Regions from separate parts of the Homo sapiens genome. Here region 1 is linked to region 2. A link is a contact called in ENCODE Hi-C or POLR2A ChIA-PET data. All regions are on one chromosome and are shown on one strand. The core of a region is the stretch at or near the end of the contact, and the rest is flanking DNA. Distances in the headings are between cores, read along the strand shown.

Evidence for each region. Hi-C counts contacts between places; a loop is a spot of excess contacts on that map. ChIA-PET counts read pairs that join two places held with the same protein, here RNA polymerase II (POLR2A). Pooled maps may share reads with other maps.
Region 1: a pooled map shows a loop between it and region 2 (2.9-fold over the local background). The contact joins the promoter of C2orf74-DT here to the enhancer-like site in region 2. A Hi-C loop is called at or near these places in 2 of 50 pooled maps. POLR2A ChIA-PET finds 5 or more read pairs at or near these places in 7 of 52 experiments (AG04450, BJ, GM12878 and 4 more).

Annotation. Positions count from the first base shown.
Region 1 is chr2:61,143,458-61,149,219 of GRCh38, reverse strand. It overlaps C2orf74-DT (C2orf74 divergent transcript), which reads left to right and starts at 4,245. Exons shown (of 2, transcript NR_036496.1): 1 at 4,245-4,447; 2 at 5,275-5,762. It also overlaps a transcript of C2orf74 not described here. RefSeq lists enhancers at 4,067-4,416, 4,111-5,032.
Region 2 is chr2:60,963,655-60,969,155 of GRCh38, reverse strand. It overlaps PUS10 (pseudouridine synthase 10), which reads left to right. Exons shown (of 18, transcript NM_144709.4): 6 at 1,543-1,654; 7 at 3,672-3,733; 8 at 4,053-4,098. Among named protein-coding and RNA genes, the nearest start is that of PEX13, 51 kb to the left of the region's middle. Within about 2 kb of position 3,740, at least 6 of the 41 ENCODE cell types and tissues checked have a DNase peak (open chromatin) inside an H3K27ac peak, as active enhancers do; they include GM12878 and OCI-LY7, where a contact is called at or near this core.

The sequences.
Region 1 (5,762 bases), core at 2,996-5,495, 180 kb before region 2:
CAAAAACGTTATTCTTGTTGAATACAGATACACAAGCCATGCTTGAAGTCAGAGGGGAGATATTTTTTGGTCTCCGTAGTTAGGCTTCATATCTGAAGCAATGTTTGTGAATTTCACCTTGCCCTTGAAGCTCATCTGCGCTCATGTTTGTACCAGGAGGTTAGACAGATTGTGGAGGACTTCTTGTTTGTTTTGAAAACCTTATTTCTCTAGAGTAGTTTTAGGTTCGGAGCAAAATATAGCAGAAGATACAGAGTTTTCCCATAGACCTCCTGCCCCGACACAGGCATAGCCTCCCTATTATCAACATCCCCGTCTCTACTGAAAATACAAAACTTAGCGGGGTGTGGTGTTGTGCACCTGTAATCCCAGATACTCAGGAGGCTGAGGCAGGAGAATCGCTTAAACCTGGAAGACGGAGGTTGCAGTGAGCCGAGATTGTGCCATTGCACTCCAGCCTGGGTGACAAGGCGAGGATCCATCTCAAAAAAACAAAAGACAAGCTAAACACTATTCATATACAAAGGACATGTACTCAGAATATATAAAGAACTCTTGTAAATCAATAAGACAATAGAAAATGGGCAAAAGTCTTGAACAGGCATTTCACGCAAGAGGATATCCAAATGAGTAATAAACATTAGTGTCAGATTTTAAAATTAGTTAAAAAACTATCCTCTATTTCCAAAACAAGTAAAACAATAAAAATAATTTTATTAAAATATTCCTTTCCAGGCCAGGTGCATGGCTGATGCCTGTTATCCCAGCATTTTGGGAGGCTGAGGCAGGTAGATCACCTGAGGTCAGGATTTCGAGACCAGCCTGGCCAACATGGTGAAACCCCATCTCTACCAAAAATATAAAAATTTGCTGGACGTGGTGGCAGGCACCTGTAATCCCAGCTACTCAGGAGGCTGAGGCAGGAGAATTGCTTGAAGCCAGGGGGCGGAGGTTGCAGTAAGCCGAGATGGCACCATTGCACTCCAGCTTGGGCAACAAGAGCGAAACTCCATCTAAAAAATATATACATATATATTTTTATATATTATATATATAATACATATACATTTTTATATATTATATATAATACATATATTTAAATATATATATTCCATATATATTCCTTTCCAAAGTTAAAAACAAAACAGAAATTATGTTAAAAGGCAACCCACACTGTAATCCCAGCACTTTGTGAAGCCAAGGCAGGAGCATCAGCTGAGGTCAGGAGTTTGAGACCAGCCTGGGCAACATGGCAAAACCCCATCTCTACTAAAAATACAAAAAATTAGCCAGGCGTGGTGGCATGTGCCTGTAGTCCCAGCTACTCGGGAGGATGAGGCAGGAGAATTGCTCCAACCCAGGAGGCGGAGGTTGCAGTGAGCCAAGATCACACCACTGCACTCCAGCCTGGGCGACAGAGCAAGATTCAGTCTCAAAACAAACAAAAAACAAACAAAAAGGCAACCCACAGACTGGTAGAAAATATTTGCCACACAAATAATCTTTAAAGGATCAACGTATAGAATATTTTTAAAACGCCTATAAAAAAGGGAAAGGCAAAATAGAAAAAAGGTACTTCTCAAAGGACAAAGGACGAATGGGCAATAAATATAAGAGGCTCACCTCGCTAATTATCACAGAAATGCAAAGTGAAAACAAAATCAGGTAATATTTTATACCACAGGATTGACAAAAAAAAGTAGTCTGTCAATTCTAAGAACTGGTGAGGACATGCAGCAAGAGGAAGGTTTTCGATACTGCAGATGGAAATGGAAATTGGTAAAACACTTTGGATGAACTCTTGTTATTCCAAGAAAACTCTTTTGTGTGTAAAAACATGTAAAATAATATTATTGTCTGGGAAAAGTGGCTCACCCCTGTAATCCCAACACTTTGGGAAGCCGAGGCCCGCAGATCGCTTGAGCCTGGGCAGTGAGTTGTGATGGCGCCATTGTGCAGTCTCGGCAACAGAGAAAACCTTGTCAAAAAAAAAAAAGGAAAGGAAAGGAAAAATCTCCCATAATTTCACCTTTTTTTCTTTCTTTCTCTTTTTTTGAGAGTCTTCCTCTGTTGCCTAGGCTGGAGTGCAGTGGCAGGATCTCAGCTCACTGTAACCTCTGTCTCCTGGGCTCAACCGATCCCCCCACCTCAGCCTCCCGGGTAGTTGGGCCTACAGGCGCCCACCACCACTCCCATCTAATTTGGAGGTTTTTTGTTGTTGATGTTCTTTTTGTAGATGTGGGTTTTCACCATGCTGCCCAGGTTGGTCTCAAAACTCCTGTGCTCAAGCAATCCTCCTGTCTCAGTCTTCCAAAGTGGTGGGATTAGAGGTGTGAGCCACACACCCAGCCTCCAGTTTTTTTGTTTTTTGTTTTTTTTTTTGAGACGAAGTCTTGCTCTGTCGCCAGGCTGGAGTGCAGTGGCGCCATCTCGGCTCACTGCAACCTCCGACTCCCTGGTTCAAGCGATTCAATTCTCCTGCCTCAGCCTCCTGAGTAGCTGGGACCACAGGCATGCGCCACCACGCCAGTCTAATTTTTGTATTTTTAGTAGAGACGGGGTTTCACCACATTGGCCACGACGGTCTCCATCTCCTGACCTCGTGATCTGCCCGTCTCGGCCTCCCAAAATGCTGGGATTACAAGCATGAGCCACCGCACCTGGCCCCTTTTTTAATATTATATGTTTCTAGCTTTTTTAAAAAAAGTTATTGTAGTGTTATTTTTGTTTTTAATGAACAGCATTCAGATAATTCAATATATTATAATGAGGAATACATTGAGAAGTCTCTCACCCTATCTCAGTCCTACCCTCCATCTCATAAGAAACCATGACTATTAGTTTCTTGAGTATATTGCCAGAATTTATGTGGAAATAAGGATCATATGACTCTCATTTATCCTTTTCTACACAAAAAGCATAATTTATACACTGTTTGGCACCTGGGCTTTTTTCGCTTAGTAAGATATGCTAGAGATGGTTCCACATTAGTATGTTGGGAACTGATTCCTCACTCTTTTTCATAGCTGCATAATGTTCCATTGTGTGTATGTACTGTAGTTTATAATATCAGTCTTCTGATGGATACTCACGTAGTTTACAACCTTTTGCTATTACAATCAATAATCTCATACACATATTACTTTACATGTATGCAAGTGTATTTGGAGGCAAAATTCCCCAAAGTGGGATTGTTGGATCAAAATGCAAATATTATTCAGTGTGGTTTTGATAACCACTAAGGATTGCTGCATTCTGCTCCTACTAGCACTGTAACACTGCACCTGTTTTCCTGACACCCTCCTATATTGAGTATATTACCAAACGTTTCAATGTTCACCAATCATGATGATTTGCATTTTTATTAAAACTGAAGCTGGCCTGTAATCCTAGCACTTGGTGAAACTGAGGTGGGAGGATTGCTTGGGCTTGGGAAGTGGAGGCTGTAGTGAGCTGTGATCGTGCCACCTGTCTCAGAAAAAATAAAATACAAAACAGGCCGGGCGCGGTGGCTCACGCCTGTAATCCCAGCACTTTGGGAGTCTGAGGCAGGCCGATAACCTGAGGTCAGGAGTTCGAGACCAGCCTGGCCAACATGGTGAACCCCATCTCTACTAAAAATATAAAAATTAGCCTGGCGTGGTGGCACCTGCCTGTAATTCCAGCTACTCGGGAGGCTGAGGTGGGAGAATCACTTGAACCCGGGCAGCGGAGGGTGCAGTGAGCCGAGATTGCATTACTGCACTCCAGCTTGGGCAACACAGGACTCCATCTCAAAAAAATAAATAAATAAATAAAAAACACAAAAACATGCAGCTAAGCATCTTTTCATATATTTAAAGTCTATTTTTAACTACTATTTTTCTGTGAACTTGGTACCCCAGTACTTCGCCCATTTGTCTAATGCACTGCTGCCTGTTAATTCTTAGATATTTTAAATGAATATTTAATATATTTATATTTGGAAAAACTTATCCAAGGACAAAAGATGACGCTAAAACTCCTGTTATAAAACGAACATACCAGCCTTTCCCCCACGAGTCTGGAATCCGGCCAGAGCAGGATTTTAAGACTCTCGGACGACGTCAACATGTCCTCGGATCTGACTGCGCAGGCTCCAAATAGCTCGCCCGAACCCTAACATCTGTGTGCGCATGCTCGCTTGATTCCTAGCGGAAAGTTTGTGTGCGCATGCTCCAAGGAGCCGCGCCCCATCGGCTTCCCTAACGGAAAATCCGCTGCGCATGCTCATAAACCTGCTCTCCTAGGAGACCTGAAGGCTGCTTCCGCTAACCCGGGCTGGCGCTGCTAACCTCACCCAACGATCCCTGCTGTCGGAAAATGTCCAGAGGCACCATCCCTGCTATGAAGAGGGAATGCCAGTACAACAGCCACAAGGGGTCTTCCTGTGGCCCTCAAACAAAAAATCACTGCATTACATCAGCAGGTATTCAGCACCTGGCCCCCTCCAAACGGTGTCTAAAGCGAGTTTTAAAAATTAATGCTAGGGGCGGGACGGCGGGGGCGGAAAAAAATAAAAAATTAAATTACTTAAATTTTTTTCTCTTTTTTTAAAGAGTCGGATTCTCGCCCTGTTCCCCAGGCTGCAGTGCAGTGGCGCGATCTCGGCTCACTGCACCTCCGCCTCCCGGACTCCAGCAATTCTCCTGCCTCAGCCTCCTGAGTAGCTGGGATTACAGGCGCGCGCCACCACACCCGGCTAATTTTTTGTATTTTAGTAGAAACGGAGTTTCACCGTGTTGCCCAGGCTGGTCTCAAACTCCTGAGCTCAGGCAGTCCACCCGCCTCGGCCTCCCAAAGTGCTAGAATTACAGGCGTGAGCCACCTCACCCGGCCAAATTACATTAATATTTTATATTGAGGAGGAAGTTGGTTACAAAGGACTTTCAAAAGTGTCGGGGTTAATAATCTGCATATTTTAAAATATTCCAGGCCGGACGCGGTGGTTCATGCCTGTAATCCCAGCACTGTGGGAGGCCGAGACGGGCGGATCACGAGGTCAGCAGATCGAGACCATCCTGGCTAACACGGTGAAACCCCATCTCTCCTAAAAATACAAAAAAATTAGCTGGGCGTGGTGGCGGGCGCCTGTAGTCTCAGCTACTCGAGAGGCTGAGGCAGGAGAACGGCGTGAACCCGGGAGGCGGAGCTTGCAGTGAGCCAAGATCGCGCTACTGCACTTCAGCCTGGGCGACAGAGCGAGACTCCGTCTCTCTCTCTCTCACGCTCTCTCTCTATATATATATTCCATAGACTGCATTGGAGAGAAAGGCGCCGGGACAGAAAAGCCTGAGATAAACCACCTGTCATTCTTGGAGAAAAGGATGCTGCGGCTTTCCCGATTTGGTTGATGAGATGGAAAATCAACCCTTACAGGAAGGACATCACCAATTCCGGAAAGGATGCTGCGCCAGTCATGTTTCCGCACTCTGTGAGACGTTGAAATCTCCAGAAGTTGCCCAAGGTTTTCAAGCTGAACACAGGAGAAATGACTCTGGATCTCTGAGGACTGTTTTCCTCAATAAGGAGCTGCAATCTTGGCTCCACCACCCTCCCTCCAAAACATCTCGTGTGTCTGGTATCTGGTTATATTGTGGCCTGACAGAGAAGTTTCTTTCGGGGCCAGTGAATTAAAAAAAAAAAAAAAAAGAAAAGCGGGTCCTACCAACTCATTAATACTTTAATACTTTAAATTTCCCTCTTTATAGTAGGTTGAAATGTCAGTATCTCTTAAGAACAAT
Region 2 (5,501 bases), core at 2,491-4,990:
TGGTTTTCTTAAATAATGTTTTAACTCATTTTTGGGATTCGCTTTTGTAACAACCCTTTGGACTTTCCAGAATGTAAACAGTTTTAAAAATTGTTTCCATTCTTGTGTTTTCTGTTTCAACGTTTATTCTTTAAAATGTATTTTCATATATTATTTACTTTCAACTGTGATGCTATTTTGTGCAAATATTAAATAGTTGAACTGTTGACACAGTATCAGGATAGTCTTTTAAAATACCTAAAATCTTTCTAATATTCAGAGAATTAGGAACAGTTTATGAAGCTCACACAGTATTTGAATAAGTTCTTGGATGTAGAGAAATAATTTGATTATTTGTCAGATGTAGAGTTTATCTGGGTATTTCAATGTTAAATCACAATCCCAAACCATATGAAAGCTCTCTCTGTAACAAGTTATATTCTCAGCTGGATACAGAATGGGTAGATCAACTACTTCTTTCTTTTTTTTATTTTTTTTTGGATCAACTATTTCTTATTTTGCATTTTTAGAGGAATAGTGATCTGCATATTCTTTTTTTTTTCTGATCAACTAAATTCAGCCATTAGCTTAATTACTTTTTGTTTTTAACCTGTGGTTAGTAGTGTCTTTTGGTCTTAAATTACAATGGATGTTGCCTATAAGGAGTAATTTCTATCAGTGAAAATTGGGCATTAAAAGGGATGATGCATAAGTTGGCCCTTACATCTCTTTCATTAAAAGCAGCCCTATAAATCGCCATAAGGCTGGTTTGAAGTTTTAATTATTTGAATGACGTGGGCTTGTTAGTTTGTTAGTAATATCCCAGTGTTCTCAGCAGAGTAGAGGAGTTTTAATAATACCACACCATGTTTTTCATCCCTTTTATCTCAAGTTCCTTTCTATCACAATTTTAGGTTACAAACTAAAGCTATAATTTATAAAAGGGACTTCCCAAAACCTATTTATTGTCTCATGAGTATATTTTGGGGGAATGTCAAATTTTTATTCAGCTATTTATCTGATAATACATTGATGAGCATTTCAGAACATTGATACTTTAGGATTTAATATTTCTTCTTCAGCAGTAAAGTTTTTTAAAAAGTACAGCTTCTTTGTTGATTTCCCAAAAGTAAGCCCCATTTTCAACAAGAGGGGAAAAGCAAGCATTAAAATGTGGATGTGATTATTGTAATACACAGTTTTATAGTTTGTGAGCAGTAAACCAATCATCTCTATCCCATCTTTCTGTCTTCTGATGTATAAATCCTGGAATCTGGCAATTCTAGCTTAGAAAAACCCATAGTGTGCTTTTGACTTTGAAGCTTTAAAAATTGTGTTATATGCCATTAAAAAAAGTAATTCCATGATTCCACTAGAGTATAAGGTCCATGAGGTGAGGAATTTTTGTCTGCTTTGTTCTCTGCTTTCTATTTAATGTGTAGAATAGTGCCTGGTACATACTAGGCACTCAATCAATATTTTAAAAATAATTGCATAAATTCTTGCCTTTAATAGAAAAAGTAAAGTTTTTCATGTCAGTGAATTAATTTTTATGTTATTCAGAAAGCAGAGTCTGTCGCTGGGAAGAGATGATATAGTTCAGCTAAAAGAAGCCTACAAATGGATAACTCACCCCCTGTTTTCAGAGGAACTGGGTGTTCCCATTGATGGAAAGGTATTGGGTCAACAGCATTGTTAATTTTATTCTCTGATTTTACTAGTTTTACTTAATTATATGGCAGGGTTTTGGTTAGCCAAAAAAACTTCTTTTTAAATAATCCAGTGAAGGATTTTTTAAGCTTTTAAAATGTTAAATTCTGATAGTCTTAAATTGAAGTCAAAGCATTTCTTTTTTTCTTTTTCCCTTAGACTTCTTTATGATCTAAGACACTTATGAAGGTACCAGGTGCCCTAATTGACCTTAAAAGGTTAGAAATGAATCTTTGCCTTGATGCAAAGCATCAGACTTGATGCAAAGCAACATATAAATAACTGCAAGCAAATATAGAGTCAACTCTGGACTATTTAATTTTGGTTTATCTGTGGCTAATCTTGTTTTCAAATGCATGGACAGAACCTATTCAACTACAATGAGTATGGGCTCAATCCTACCTTGTTGGTATCTCAAATCCCCCTGTTTACTTTTAGGCAGTAACTGCCTTTGAAAACAGAACATTTCCCTTTTCCAGAGCAGACCTTACCTCAGTCTCTGAAATGGGTTGACTTTCAGGGAAGACTCAACAGGCTTCCAGGTGTGAAAACAGGAAGGTCATCTTAAATTAGATTTTAATATTATGGCCTCATTGCTTCATCATTTTGCTAGAAGGAAATTCCCTGAATATCAGATACACCCCTATTCAAATAAAATCACAAAACCATCTACTAAAGCTAAACAGTTTTTCAAAACCATTCTGAATTATGCAGTAATATTTCCTTCTGTAAGAATATGCTCTGTTCTGTAAACCGAGTATTGAGAGAATAGAGAATAAAACCACTTCACAGATAGCATGAAGAGGAAATGAGGTAATGAAAGTATTTTGGAAGTTAGAGAAGTCATTAATGCAAAATATTTTTACCTCAAATTTCAGTTTTGAAGCACAAATAATTTTACATGTTGTATCAGTGAGAACAGAAAATAGAAAACAAAAGATGTGGGTTGAGTGAAGTTTCCCTGAATAAAAGGAATGCGTTGTTCATTTTAATTATTGTATAGATTAGAATAAGGAGCGAGAAAAAAAAAGCTATTCATTATTGTGATTCTAGAGTAGCTAATAGGTCTACTAACTATCCAATGAACTCAGTAAATATAAAGACAAAATTGCAACATAGTATGGCATTTTTAGCTATTCCTGCCCCTGACCCCTCCCCGATATGGAATTTTGTATATTCTCCATGGAGGTAAAAGTATAAAATCATGCTTTTTTTGGTGTACAAGGATGTTCATTATAGCATTTTTTTTTTGTTACAGAAAAATTTTCTACAGCTTAAATGTCTGACAGTCCCTAGAGTTGAAAAGATTTCCATGATATAATATTAAAGCAATTTTCCAAAAGCATGTCTTAAAAAATAATACATATACATTTATATTCACAAAAATGCCTAGAAAGAAACATCAAATTGTTAATGGTTCTGCTTCAGTGGCGTGGGATTGAAAAACTGTCTTGTATTTGATCATTTTATAATTTATGTGTATAATTTTTGTAATAAAACAAAAAAAATTAAGATCTGGTTTTAAAACTCAAATCCATTAAGACGTTTGAGCACTTTAAAAAGAAGCTTCATATGGTTTTTAGGGATCTGAATAGTATGTTTTTTGCCTTGCTAATAATTCAAATCATAGTATTGGCAGAATAATTCTTCATTTCTCTCTGTTATTATTTATTTTCAATTCTGTAAATTCTCATTCATCTTTATACCTAATTTACACATTTGTCCAAAAAGTATACACATTTATTTTAAAACTTTTTTGGTAGGATCACTAATGACTGAGTTTTAGAAGTTAAAAAAAAAAACAAAACTATTTCCTTTACAGCTGCCCTGATAACAAGTTGATTTGAGAGCAGTAGTATTTCCAGTTTTTCTGGTCATTCTTTTCTGAGCCAATCTTTGAGAATTAATTTCTATTTCCATTAATAAGTTGTTAGATGTTAGTTTCCTTTTGCTCATTTTTAAACTGTCTTTATAATTTTTAGAGCTTGTTTGAAGTGAGTGTGGTCTTTGCTCACCCAGAAACAGTTGAGGATTGCCACTTCCTGTAAGTTGCCATGTAAACAACGTCAATGGTGTAAAATTGTTAATGCTGTTTGGTTTTCATGAAAATAGTATTGCTTCTCTTCCTAATAAGAAAGAGAAGAACTTGTTATGTCTTAGTAGGTTTAAAATGTGCCCTCAAAAAAATAAAATGTGTCCTTGAACATAGTTCCTGGGCAAACCGATATAGCTCATACAGGGACTCATTTTGTCTGCTCCTGATGTCCTGAGTTTAGCAGCCATTTTGTATGAAATATATTTGAATTATATCTACCCCAAAATAAACTCATTAACCTTTTATATTAACTTGAATTTTATTTTAGAGCTGCGATATGCCCAGATTGTTTTAAGCCAGCCAAAAACAAACAGGTAAGGAAAGGTTCCCGCTTCTTAGTCTTGAGTGAGTTTTGTCTGAGCTGAATATTCAAATTTCCAACAAAAAGGATATGCATCAGAAACATGGCAACTCTATTATACTAAGAATCAGCTTTTAAATATTTCCATTTGCTACATTAATTTTTGTTTTTCAACTTTTTCAACCTTCACCTCTGGCTAGGAAGTTGTAGCACACAAACATCCTCATGTTTGTGTAGTGTCTAGATTGTTCCCCTGACGATGTTAAATTTAGAATCAGTGTTTCAGTGATGTTACTATTACTCATTAAATTCGACGTTTAGATTTTAATCCCTCAAATTACATCATCTGAGAAAATCAATGGTAAGTATCAGTAGCATTCCAAACTTTCAGCTAATATCCATTTTCCAGAAATCAATGTTTAGAATATATAATTCAAAGTAAGTTGTTTTATTTAGGACAGTCCTGAATTAACATGTCCTCTTTCTGGCTACATTTGCAAAAAGGGCATTTTTATTCAAACTCTTCTTTATCATCTTAATGTTAGCTAATCTTCATGTTAACGGACAAGTTAGTTAACATACACTCTTAGCTCGTATCATGTCAGGATAGAATGATGTGGTGCGATATTGGTCATCTTTCATGCATCAGTTTCGTAGGTGGTTTGGTACGTAGACTTAGGCATTCCTACAGTTTTACTGACATTCATTTTGTTGTTGTGATTGTTAAAAAGAACATAAGCTCATTGTCAAATGTACATCTGTTGGTTTTGCCTCTTGCTTTGACTAATTGCTGGGCCTTTTAGAACTGGGGGAAAGAAGTTTGTAACATTTGCCTAATGCCCTGTGCAGAAATAATTAGAAATGCAGACCAAGCCGAAAGCAGCACCTCCCTACTTTTCTTATATCATGGCACATCTAAAACATTCCATGTTTGTTCAGCACCCTGAGCTTAACAGGATGGAGTTGCTTCAGATTGGTAGCAACAGGCCTGGGGTTTCCACTGTCTGAGGCCCTGCCCAGCAACCCTTCTGAACTAAAGAGATCAACATCTTGGCACAACCATAGTCCACTGCTTTGCTATGCCAGTTGGGAAGCTCTGCCCAAATAACCTGTAAGATGTATCTACATTGAAGACCTAGTTTTATTTTATTTACCCTTAAGGAAATATAATAATAGGCATCAAGTAATAGGATAAGGAGATTTTTGTTAAAGCATCATAGACACCACACCATTGGCCAGTGGGAGTTGTAGAGTCTGAAGTATAGTTTTCTTGCCTCATGGCTGGGAGCAAATTGAATGACTTTTTGAGATTTTTTTCAAGCCTAAGATTTCATATCTTATCAAACAGGCACTTAATTTTCAGTTGTAACCCTATGGTATCTTATAGAATGCCATAGTGTTCCCTAGAATATGGTT